Linked DNA regions of Mus musculus: all the other regions are linked to region 2. A link is a loop called in an ENCODE intact Hi-C map of the cell type or tissue named here. Cell type or tissue: heart. All regions are shown on one strand. Region 1 holds the start of Gm33533 (a long non-coding RNA gene). Region 2 holds the start of Ankrd39 (ankyrin repeat domain 39). Region 3 overlaps 4933424G06Rik (RIKEN cDNA 4933424G06 gene).

Evidence for each region. A loop is a pair of places that touch in the nucleus more often than their neighbours do. Peaks named below come from ENCODE experiments on the same cell type or tissue, not always from the same donor. Only the 100,000 strongest peaks of a DNase experiment are listed, where the experiment ranks them.
Region 1: a loop joins it to region 2, with 5 times the contacts of the local background. A loop is called at or near these places in 7 of 42 quality-filtered maps.
Region 3: a loop joins it to region 2, with 2.8 times the contacts of the local background. A loop is called at or near these places in 7 of 42 quality-filtered maps.

What each region holds. Positions count from the first base shown.
Region 1 is chr1:36,742,699-36,746,698 of GRCm38, reverse strand. 4933424G06Rik (RIKEN cDNA 4933424G06 gene) reads right to left here. Exons shown (of 9, transcript NM_001374322.1): 7 at 2,038-2,188; 8 at 128-337. The coding sequence ends at 205. It overlaps Gm33533 (a long non-coding RNA gene), which reads left to right and starts at 1,907. Exons shown (of 7, transcript XR_865346.3): 1 at 1,907-2,245. In heart, CTCF peaks have their summits at 44 (motif pointing right) and 1,900 (motif pointing right); no DNase peak of the experiment used is centred here; H3K4me3 peaks cover 467 bases; H3K27me3 peaks cover 750 bases.
Region 2 is chr1:36,543,684-36,547,683 of GRCm38, reverse strand. Ankrd39 (ankyrin repeat domain 39) reads left to right here and starts at 432. Exons shown (of 4, transcript NM_026241.4): 1 at 432-598. The coding sequence starts at 499. In heart, a CTCF peak has its summit at 1,668; a DNase peak (open chromatin) is centred at 363; H3K4me3 peaks cover 1,475 bases; H3K27ac peaks cover 1,110 bases.
Region 3 is chr1:36,735,092-36,739,091 of GRCm38, reverse strand. All of the region lies in intron 5 of 4933424G06Rik (RIKEN cDNA 4933424G06 gene), which reads right to left. Gm33533 (a long non-coding RNA gene) reads left to right here. Exons shown (of 7, transcript XR_865346.3): 2 at 1-79; 3 at 3,819-3,895. Among named protein-coding and RNA genes, the nearest start is that of Gm33533, 7.7 kb to the left of the region's middle. In heart, a CTCF peak has its summit at 1,587 (motif pointing left); a DNase peak (open chromatin) is centred at 1,591.

The sequences.
Region 1 (4,000 bases), 200 kb before region 2:
ATGCCCACACGAGAGGCGTACACGAGACTTATCGCTAGGGGGCGCCACCCGCCACTGCTTCCACCCACCCGCACTGATGTGAAGCCCACATTTCCAGAGACCAGCTTTAGAAGAGTTTCTTGCCTACCTTGGACTTCTATCCGGGTAGCGCAAAAGAACTCTCTGGCAGTGGCTGGGTGGCCGTTTGCTGGCCCCTCCACCGGCTCAGACGAAGGAATTGTACTTCAGGTGCTTCGGCTTTCCCATGAATTTTTTGAGGTCCTTATCTTGGGAATTTTGCCACAAAGACTTCCCATTCATTATAAAAATATTGTATGTCATGTTCGCTGGAGGATACCTAACATGAAGAAAACAAACCACCACACGGCTCACTAAACACACAGGAGGGCCACTGCGGTTTCTGATGGATCTGAATTCTATTACCTCAGGGAAGGTCTGTCCTGAATGACAGGCCCTCTGACCCAGGGTCACAAGGTGCCTCTAGGAAACGCCTCCATTGCTTGCTTTTCTCCCCACCCCCCCCCACCCCAACACACACACCCACCCCCAACCCCACCCCCGCTCATCCTAACCAGTTTTTTTCCAAGAGAAAATAACTGATCCAAGGATGGGCCCTGGTCAGGTCTGTAAGGTGAGCCAAGCTTAATTTCAGACCCCTCAAATCCAGGTTCCCCAACCCTGTCTCAGAAGAGTAAGCTGGACGTGAGGTAGCTGTTGGCTAGTCTGCTTGGGTGGACTACGTGCCAGAGGCCTTGGCACTTAGAGAAGGGAGTGATAAGCTCTCAAGGAGAAAGTTAACTACCACAGCCTCAGACCCAAAACAAAGGGTGACAAGATGAGTGTCACCACAGGAGGTGGCCTGTAGCTGGCTGCCATCAGGAATGTGTGTCTCAGAGGATGCAGAGGGGCGCATATGCTGTTCTTTCAAGTTATTTGCTTCTGCTGTCTGCCTAAGGTCCCTGTCTGTGCCTAAACCCTGTCTTTGCCCCCTTGAGGTTCCTGCTGTGCCAGGCATTAACCCATTGTTGACAGGATCGTGAGAGTGTCTAGGAAGACAGAGACAGTCTACTAGAGGAAGTCTAGTCAGCACAGGCAAACCAGCATACACTGACTGGATTCAGCCTCGCTCTCTCCCCACATCCACCCCCCCCCACTCTGCACCTTCTCATAGCCGTGCTTTGCCTTTTTTGCATCTAGAGTCTGTAGCCAGGTGTGATGTCGCACACCTTTAGACCCAGCATCCCAGAGGCAGAAGCAGGTAGATCTCTGAGTTGAAGGCCAGCCTGGTCTACAAAGTGAGTTCTGGGACGGCCAGAGCTACACAGAGAAACTCTGTTTCAGGGGGAGGGGGAGGGGAATAGATTAGTTTCCAGTCTTCTAACCAGAAGCTCTGCCATCTCCCCTCCAGTTTCCTCTTGGTATGAGGAAACCTGGCTAATCTGTGTGGCCTTGAGAAGTAAGTCAGGGACTCCAGAGTTTCAGAGTGCCTCAGAATTGTCAGATAGTGGCTGAAACCCATCACCTGGGAACTTTTATTGACCATGCTAGGAGATGCCAAGACATAACAGGAAGACATTCCTGTCTTCCCAACATCTGTGATCTGTAAAAAGCAACTGTGCTTCAAACTCCTTGAGTCATTTGTTTGCTTAAAAACAACAACAAAACCCACTTTTGGGGGGGTGGGGAGTTTGAGACAGGGTTTCTCTGTGTAGCCCTGGCTGTCCTGAAACTCACTCTGTAGACCAGGCTGTCCTCAAACTCTGAAACCCACCTGAATCTGCCTCCCAAGTGCTGGGATTAAAGGCGTGCGCCACCACTGCCTGGCAAAACCCACTTACATTAACTTGCATGTATGGGTGTTTCGCCAGCATGTACCGAATGCATGCAGTGCCCTGGGAGGCCAGAAGAGGGCACTGGATTCTCCTAAAACTGGAACGGAAAGTGGTTATGACCCACCTGTGCAGAACGGAACCTGAGCCATCTCTCCACCACCCAACTTCTCGAATTCTTAGCAGACAGATGCCAAGAGCCACTCACTTTGTCTGTCTCCGCCTTTTATATGTGACCAGTGTGAACACCACCAGCACCGTCACCAGGAGGACTGCTGCCATGGCAACGGTAGCAGAGATGATATTCTTCTGCAGGAAGCTCAGCAGCTGTCCGCACGGCAGACTCTCCCTGGAGGCACCTAGGTAGGAAGACACAAGAGCAGAAGCTAGAGGAGGCCTGAATCCATCCCTGACAGGTGACTAGCAACCAGGACAATCCGGTGGGCGGCCTTGCTCAGAGCAGAAGTATACATACTAGCACCTCAGCCACTGGCTTCAAAAGTCCAGCGGGGGAAGGGACAGGCCTTGCCGCCAGTGACAAGCTGAGATTCAGAGGGTGTGGGCTGACAAGCAGCAGCACGTTCATGAAGAAGAATGAACAAACCATAGGGTGCAGGAAGTAAGAAGACAGGAGGTGAGGTCCGTGGGGAGGCAGAGCGAGGAGGAGGAGGTGGAGAGGAGGCAGGAACGTCCGACTTCAAAGGCTTGGAGAATCACGGACAGTGTAGTTCAGTGGTAACCCAATTGTTTAACAGGCTGGAGACACCGGATTAAATCTCCGGCACCGGAAACTGGACAGCAAAGGGCAGAGTATTTGAATTACAGCTACTCACCTGGCAGTGGCCAAAATAACTCTCTATTGCCCCCTTCTTCCTGCCCCACAAGCTTTTAGAAATTCTACTGCAGATTCAGTCTGCCTTGTGTGTGTAAGCATGATTGGTCATCTTGACTGTGATCTTGATACAACGGAGACACACACAGGAGATTAGAATGAGTGCTCGTGTGTGTGTGTGTGTGTGTGTGTGTATGTGAGAGTGTTCCCATGGCTGACATGTGAGACAGTGACAGAAGGCAGAGATTCATCTTGAATTTGGGTGGCACTCTCCAAAAGGCTAAGAACCCACACAGAATAAAAATAGGAAAGGAGGGAGCCAGCCAATGAGGGGAGGCATTTTCCTCTACTTCCGGCCAGCATGTAGTCAGTGGCTGTTCTCCACCATGCTTTCTGCCTTATCAGAGCCTCAGATCAAGGGGACAGCTGACCATAGACTGGCACCTCTGAAATCCAGAGCCAAGATAAGCTCTTGAATTTGCTCCTCTCACATATTTGCCACAGTGATGAAAAACTGACCAAGATTGTGATTTGAAAGATTCCTGACTGTCATCCTGTGTAGATGGTGCCAGAGATGGCCTTGACTTCTGACAACCCTCTGGGGACTTTGAGAGATCACAAGGCTGGCTTTGGAATGCCAGCTGACATTTGTAGACTTGGGGAGTGGGGCGTCTCTGATTCCATTTATAATCTGGTCAGAGGAAGGGGAGGGTTTGAAGACTTGGGAGAAAAGATACGTTGAGAGGAAGGAGCGTCCGAGTGACGAATGCTGAAGAGATTGGGCAACACAGGCAGAGAGTGCTGCCCAAGGGCTGTCTTGGGTTAGGGGGTAAAACCGGAGCCCAAACCTTCCTCCCAGGTCCATGAGGAGTATCTCTGAGGGCTATGCTGCAAAAATTCAGCACTAGCAAGTTTAACATTACATTTTCTTTATTTTGTGTGTCTGTGTGTGTATGTAAGTGCGCCTACACTCGCTATGCACGAGTGTAGCCAATTTGTGGGAGTCCGTTCTCTTGTCCTGCCAGGAGGGTCTGGAGGATTGGACTACAGTTGCCAGGCTTGGTGGTTAATTCCTGAAAGTGAGGAAGGAATAACAGGGTAGACGGAGCGGCTGTATGGACAGGTATAGTGGGCACGGTACCAGCATGGGCTCAGCCTCTCCCCACTATCAACAAGTGCAGGCTCAGTCAACCCAACAAGAAGGAAGAAGCCAGACCCCTAGGAGATTAGATTAACCTAGGACAGCCTCAGGACCCAGCAGGGGCAGCGCCTCAGACAAGGATCCCACATTCTAAATGACCCTGGCTTTCTAGAAAAACAAAACAAAACAAAACAAAAC
Region 2 (4,000 bases):
TTAGTAGCTTTCTGGCGGGTCACTGATCTGACCATGGATGGCCTACAGCTCAAGTGATGCTTGGGAGATGAGAGAGGGACTATGGGCCGCGTCTAGAGTCCTTGTGCCCTGGGGAACCTGCGAGGCCTCGGTTCTGGCGAATGCGACATAAACACTACCAGACAGGCCAAGCTGCCTGGTCCCCTCACCCTACAAGGCGAGGCTGCACGAACTGTCCTGCCTCCTCCCGGGGAGCTCAACGGATTCCCGAGCCTTTGCTCTTCCTTGTGCTTAGTTAGCCTTGGGCGCCCTCCCGTGGTAGCAAAGCAGCAAGGCTCAGTCTATCCAGCCACACCTCACCACTTTCATTGGTTGCTAAGCTAAGGTCTAAATGCAGGATTGGTTGGCCTGGGGCGAGGAGGCGGGACTCGAAGGTCAACTACGGACGTCGAGTGGTCAACCTGGGACGGAGGGGTGGGCATTTCGTAGGAGCGCTTGGCTGCAGTCCCGGCCGCCGGGATGGCGGCGCCGCACCTTTGCGCGGATGGCTCCTGCTGCTCTCACCCTAGTGCGGTGCCCGGGGTACAGCAGACGCTGGAGGAGATGGACTTCGACAGGGGTGAGAGGGGTGAGGCGGCCGCGTTGCCGGCGGCGGGCAATCTCCAGCCCCATCTCCGGGAACGTGGACTGAAGGAGGCCTCGAACCGTGTTTGGAGCTTCCGGGCCTGGTGCAGGAAGGCTGGCTTCAAAGCGTGGCAGGAAGCCCCTCGACTACTCCGTCTCGAGTGCGGACGGGTAAATTGAGGCATTGGTTTCTGAACTGGGTCTGGAGACCAACCCAGCTAGGAGACAGCCTGGTCAGGTGACAGAGGAGCTAGGGAAAGAATCTGCAGTTGGTGGTTCGTATCCACCGGGGAGGTCAGGGCAGCTGGCCCTTGCTGCTCTCGGGTGTGAGTGTACAAGTTTTAGCAATGACAGTGATCTCGAAAGATTTACTGTGGAGCGCAGGGGTGTGACTGTTTTGTCCAAAATCATACAGAGATTTTGCTATTAGCAGTGGTCCCTGTTCTTCTGTGCCGGTTACCATGTTATCCCCAGGAACAGGTAGTTTGTGCAGTTGTAGCAAGGTTGTCATCAGTGTAGGGCTGATGATACGGAACACTTGATGGTTACCATAGGAATGGCTTCCTAGCGGGCGGCGTTTCTCTACACCTCTGCTACCCCCATCTTTTGGACTAGGGACATAATAGGACTCCCCGCTTCCTCCTCTTGAAGTGTTTTCTCCGCTGTACCTTTAGAAAATAACAAATGAGATGATTACATTTACGCTTTTTTTAATTTAAAGACTATTTATGTGCATTTAGCTCCTGGAGGCCAGAATAGGGCTTCAGATTCCCTGGAATTGGCAGTTACAGATGTGACCAGCTGAGAAACAACCCTGGTCCTTTGCAGAGCAGCCAGAGCGCTCTCTCTCTCTCTCTCTCTCTCTTTTTTTTTTTTTTTTTTGAGACAGGGCTTCTCTGTATAGCCCTGGCTGTCCTGGAACTCACTTTGTAGACCAGGCTGGCCTCGAACTCAAAAATCCGCCTGCCTCTGCCTCCTGAGTGCTGGGATTAAAGGCGTGCGCCACCACCGGCCTGGTGCAGACAGAACTCTTAACTGAGCCGCCTCTCCAGCGCCTCCTATTGCGTTTAGTTCCCCAAGCCAGACTGACTGTTGTGTTTCTGTACCTCTTTATGGTTCTCACCCTTGCAGCCATCACCCTTATGTTTCTAAAATATGCAAGCCCTCTGTCCGATGACATGGTCTGTTTTGTTTGTTAGTCCGCTTCAGGCTGACTGAGGCTTTCCCGCCAGCATTCAGTTCTATGGCACTTCTTCAGGGACCCCCCTTCCTTAGAGAGTCCTCAACCTGGGGACAATTATGCCCAGTTTAGGTCTAGAGATATTTTTGTGTGTCACAGCTAATCTGACCCGCACAGGTTGGCTCCCCACAACAGACATGATCTGCCTCAAAATGTCAGCCCTTCCTGTGTGGAGGAAGAAACCTTGTGGTATTCAAAGCCCTGGCATTTCCACTCTGGTTACCCTGTTACCTTAATGCTTTGCTCTCTTTGTAGCAGTTTGGACTGACTCAAAGGCTGAGACGGGAAGGTCACAGTTCAAGGCCAGTTCAAGGCAGAGCATGTTAGACACTTTGTCTCAGAAATTGTTTGTTATCACCTGCTGCAATTTTATCAGCTTATTCTTTTATTTATTTTTCACATGTGATAAAGATACCTATTATGTGAATTTTTTTTTTCTGTAAAGCATGGGGTTTATTTATTTATTTTTTTAGTTTTGAATTAAATCTGTTTTGGTGACTTTCTTTGTGTATGTATGTGTGCTATGTTTTGTTTTGTTGGTCCATCTCTCCCCACCCCACAACCACAGGGTCTCACTATATAACTCTGGCTGTCCTGGAACTCATTTTGTAGATCAAGCTGGCCTCGAACTCACAAAGTGCCATCTGTTTCTGCTTCCCTGGTGCTGGGATGAAGGTGTGCACCATTACTGCCTGGCCCTAGCAACTAACTACTCTTGACTACTGAGCCATCTCTTTGATTACATCTTTGATTACATATATATATACATATACATATATATATATATCACAAGTAAAAAATATACAGTATATATAATTATATATATACAAATTATACAGCCATCTCTTTGATTACAGATATATATGTGTATGTGTGTGTATATATATCACAAGTAAAAAAATAAACAAAAATATAATTATTTATATATACAAATTATATATGCACACACATGTTTAACGTATATGACTGTTTTGCCTGTATGTATGCACTATGCATATGCCTGGACAGGAGATTGGATCCCCTGAAGCTGGAGTTACAGATGGTTGTGAGCCACCTTATGGGTGCTAGGAATCAAACCCAGGTCTTCTGAAGAATGAGTTTCATCAGAGCAACAGTTCCTGAACCAGCTCCTCTCCGGCTCTCCAGCTCTGGTTGTTGTTGTTTTGATTTTTTTTTTTTTTTTAGATTTTTTTAAAAAATTTATTTATTATATCTAAGTACACTGTAGCTGTCTTCAGACGCATCAGAAGAGGGCATCAGATCTCATTATGGATGTTTGGGAGCCACCATGAGGTTGCGGGATTTGAACTCAGGACCTTAGGAAGAGCAGTCAGTGCTCTTAACCATTGAGCCATCTCTCCAGCCCCCTTGTTTTGATTTTTTGAGACAGGGTCTCACTGTGTAGCTCTGGCTGTCCTGGCACTCATTCTGTAGACCAAGCTGTCCCTGAACACAGAGATCTGCCGGCCTCTGTCTTTACAGGCCTCTGGCATTACAGGCGTGTGCTACCATGCTCACATCATGGTTATCTTTATTTCTGTATAATTCTCATCTCTTCAACCAGTATCTTTCCCATTTGTGGGAGCAGAAGAAACCCTGAGTGAATGTGTGTTACCGACATGAGCAGGACATGCTAAGGACCAGAGCCTCAGACCTATAGGGAAATGGCACCTGCACACACACTCACACACCACACACACACCAACACCAGGGGTGGGTCCAGGCTCAGAGGGGCAGTAAATCCTTCCTCTGGTCCATGTGCAGATGTTGACAATATGTGTAGAAAATGCCCACCATTTCTCCCCCTGAGTGTTTTTTACCTGAAGGCTGCTCCCCTGCAGAGACCGCTCCTACTGAGATTAGCTACAGCTGCCTCCTTGTTCATCTGTTTGTAATAACCCCACCTCCTTGTTCATCTGTATACAACCCCACCTCCCTCTTCGGCTGTATTTCCATAACCTCACCTCCTTGTTCGTCTGTCTATAATAACCCCGCCTCCTGTTCGGCTGTCTGTAACTACTCTGCCTCTTTGATACAATGACCTTGATTATCTGTTCAACTGTTTCTAATAACCATGCTAAGCTTTTGGGATACTGTAGATTTCCTTCAGAGTCCACCAGTCCCAGCTTCCCCACTTCTCTGTGTGTCTGGGCTCCA
Region 3 (4,000 bases), 190 kb before region 2:
CCGCCAAGCCTGACAACCTAAGTTCAAGGTCCAGCATCCACAGGATATAAAGAAAGAACAGGCTCCTGAGACCTCCCAGGTACACTGGGCTCTCTCTCTCTCTCTCTCTCTCCCTCTCTCTCTCTCTCTCTCACACACACACACACACACACAAATAATATAACATAACATAACATAACATGATTTAATTTTTTTTAAACCAGAAAAAATGGCTCAACAGTTAAGAGCACTTGATATTCTTGCAGAGGACCTGAGTTTGGTTCCCAGCACCTACATGTCAGCTCACAACCATTTCTATCTCCACTTCCAGGCTATCTTGCACCCTCTTCTGGCTTCCATGGGCACCGGACATGCATATGATGCACAGGCTTGCATGCAGGCAAAACACCCATGTACATAAAATACAAGTTAATTTAACATTAAAACAACCTTTAAAGGTGTGGGGCTCAGCGGCTAAGGGCACTGGCTGCTCTTCCAGAGGAGCTGGATTCAGTTCCCAGTACCCGCATGGCACCCAACAACCATCTGTAACTCCAGCCCCAGAAGAAATCCAATACCCCTTTTCTGGCCTCCTCGGGCCCCAGGTGCTCCCACAGTGCACAGACACACACAGACAAAACAGCTATACTCACAATATAAACATATTTCTGCCGTATGTGCTCAGAATCAAACTCAGGTTCTCTGCAAGAGTGATAAGCACTTTTAATTGCTACACCATCTCTCCAGATCTCCACATTATTTTTTGAGACAGGGTTTCTCACAGGAATTCATAAACTGACTATAGGGACTAGCCAATAGACCATCTCTGCTGCCCTAGCACCGGAATGGAGGTGCGGGCCACAGTACCCAGCTTCTCACATGGGTACTGGGGATCCGAGACCTCAGATTCTTCTATTGTGCAGCAAGCATTTTTACCAGTGCCGCTATCTCACCAGCACAAATAATCAGTTTATATTGTGAAAATCAGTTTGGTATTAATTGGCTTCAAACCTAATGTAGGTAGCCAACTACATACCTTGGGTTCTAGGAAGAAAGAGGAAGGAAAAGAAGGCCAGTGTGTACTTAAGATTGTGGCCATGTGCTCTATAAACAAGGCTCTATAAGGGAGGAAAATATCAATATGCTTATTAAAGTGACACTAAAGTGAGGTCTTCTATACTCCTGGGCAAATATTCCAGAAAAACCTATCAAGAAGGCAGGTTAGGAACTTCCTTAAGGTTTAAGATGAGATATCAAATTTGTATCGGGGAGCTGAGCCCAACAGAGCACCTGGCTCCTGCTAGAGAAACAATAGAGGGCAAGAAACAAGCACCCATATTTAAAAACTATCTCATACTCTAAATGCTTTAGAAGGGAAAAAACACTGTCTTTGCTGCTGCTCAATGACAAATATTCTGACACCATCAGTCATTCAGCCAAAGGCAGGTTGACTGGAGACAGAGCTTCCCACCCAGGGACACTGGGGTAAGTGTCTAAAGATAACACCTGGATTATGTTGCTCTGGCTGATGTCTGCAAAACAAAACACCAACTAGACTTAACTGCTATCCCTGTCATTCTCTATTTGTGGGTCAGCACTGCCCCCTGCTGGACATTAGACTTGCACCAGGTTATTTAACCATCCCCTAGATAGGAAACTCACACGGAGTAACAGTGTGGCCACACACAGTAACAATGTTGCCACATCAGTTACAACGCTGCCACCCCAGATCGCTGTGGAGATAAAATGAATAAATACAGAAGAAAACTCCAAGAGCTGACAGCCGGTGAGTGCTCACTCTGTTGGCACAATAGCGATTACTATTGTGCCGGTCACCCCCAGATCCATTTAGTAAATAACATTCAGATCAGCACTTCATATGCCCTAATGCCTCCATGGGGCAGTGTCTAACCTGTACTAAACAGTGCTATCATCTGCCTTATTGTCATTGAAGCATAGACTACATAAATGACGACTATCAGGATCAGTGAGATGACATACATGCAGATACTCAACATACCCATAAAAATACATAGATCTTGAAAAACAAGCCTACCACAGCAAATAGAAATTGAAGAATTCATTCTCAATATGTAGATATATGTACATACTTCTGTATGTGTTTGGGTAGAGAGGGGGATAGATGATAGATAGATAGATAGATAGATAGATAGATAGATAGATAGATAGATAGATAATCTTTCTTATATTAGTCCCATAACTTCTAACTTACTCAGAAAACAGTACAAGCATTTCCTGCTGAGAGAGGTACTAGACAGAGTATAACTGTATTTCCACTGCTCATAAAGATTGTCTTAGAGATAGTAACAACGTAATTAACGAGTATGGGTGAGAGACTCTGTAATTTGTAAAGTAAAATTATATCTGCAGATGCCATACCATACACACACACATATTCATATTAATATACAAGAATCGAGTAAGGTCCAGTCTTAGTTTGCTTCTCCAATGCTGTGATAAACATCATGGGTGAGAGCAACTGGAGAACAAAAGGGTTCACACGGCTCACAGCTTACAGTCCATCATCCCAGGAAACCGAGGCAGGAACCTGGAGGCAGGACTGAGGCAGAGACCACAGCAGCATGCCGGCATGCTGCTTACTCACTCGCCTTTTTGCACAACCCAGGACCACAGCCCTCTGGACCCTCCTGCATTGGTTAGAAAAAAGAAAATGTCCCCCCCACCACCACCAGACATGCCCATGAGCCAATCTGATGGAGGCAATCCCTCAGTTGAAGTTCCCTCTTCCCAGGTCACACTCAAGTTTGTGTCAGGATGACAAAACCAACCAGCACAGATGTTCTAAGAATAGGAAATGACCATGCATAAACCAGTTTTCTTCCTACCAAAAATTTTTTTTAAGATTTATTTATTTATTTATTTATTTATTTATTTATTATATGTAAGTACACTGTAGCTGTCTTAAGACACTCCAGAAGAGGGCGCGTCAGATCTTGTTACAGATGGTTGTGAGCCACCATGTGGTTGCTGGGATTTGAACTCCAGACCTTCGGAAGAGCAGTCGGGTGCTCTTACCCACTGAGCCATCTCACCAGCCCCCTACCAAAATTTTAATTTAGTAGCATATAGAATAATAGGGAAATCTTCACTTGCAATAACAATACATAAAAGTATAATTTAGCAAATAAACATTCTTATACACACATAAAGATATATATACACATAGAAACATATATATACATACATATAGATATACATACACACAGACATAGGTAGATGATAGATAGATAGACAGACAGACATATATATATTCCTATAGCTAGATAAAAATAGGGAACACACTGAAGAAGGCAAAGACATGCTTGATAATTTGTCCATGGTATCTTCATTTCTAGCCTGGGATAATTCAACACCGGTTTTTCCAAAATGATGGAGAAAAATACAAACAAGCTTTTAATAAAATTAGAATGGTGTTAAAGTTTATATGGAAAAAGTATTATACAAAATGGCCAGAAAACCACTGGGGGGAAAAAACCCAGAAACTATAAAGGGTTCTACTAGATGTTTAAGCAAAATATTAAAATATTAAGCCCCCTATTAAAACTGTGTGATGATGTTACACAAGGAGATGAATAGGAAGCTCAGATAGAACCCCAGAGTGTGTGTGGGGGGGTGTTACTCCATGATAAAGGAAACATATCAGACCACTGTCATTACGATGGACTTTCTAATAAATGGCACTGAGACAACTGGTAGCCACTCCAGGGAAAAATAGGCTGATTGTATCTAAAAACTGTTTAGTGAAAAGCTTCATGTTTCAGATTTGTTATCTTTTCTTGGACATGGCGGCTTTGCAGACACAGGTAACAAGGGAAAAGTAGACGTTCTGGCCCTCGCCCACTCCTTAGGCCATTGTCTCCAGGCCTCGCTCAAGGTATGTCTAGTTTTCTACCGATGAGATGCCCAATTGTATTTAACATATCGTTGGCATGATATTGATAGGAAACAAAGTCAAGGATATTAGAAATACTCATTTTAG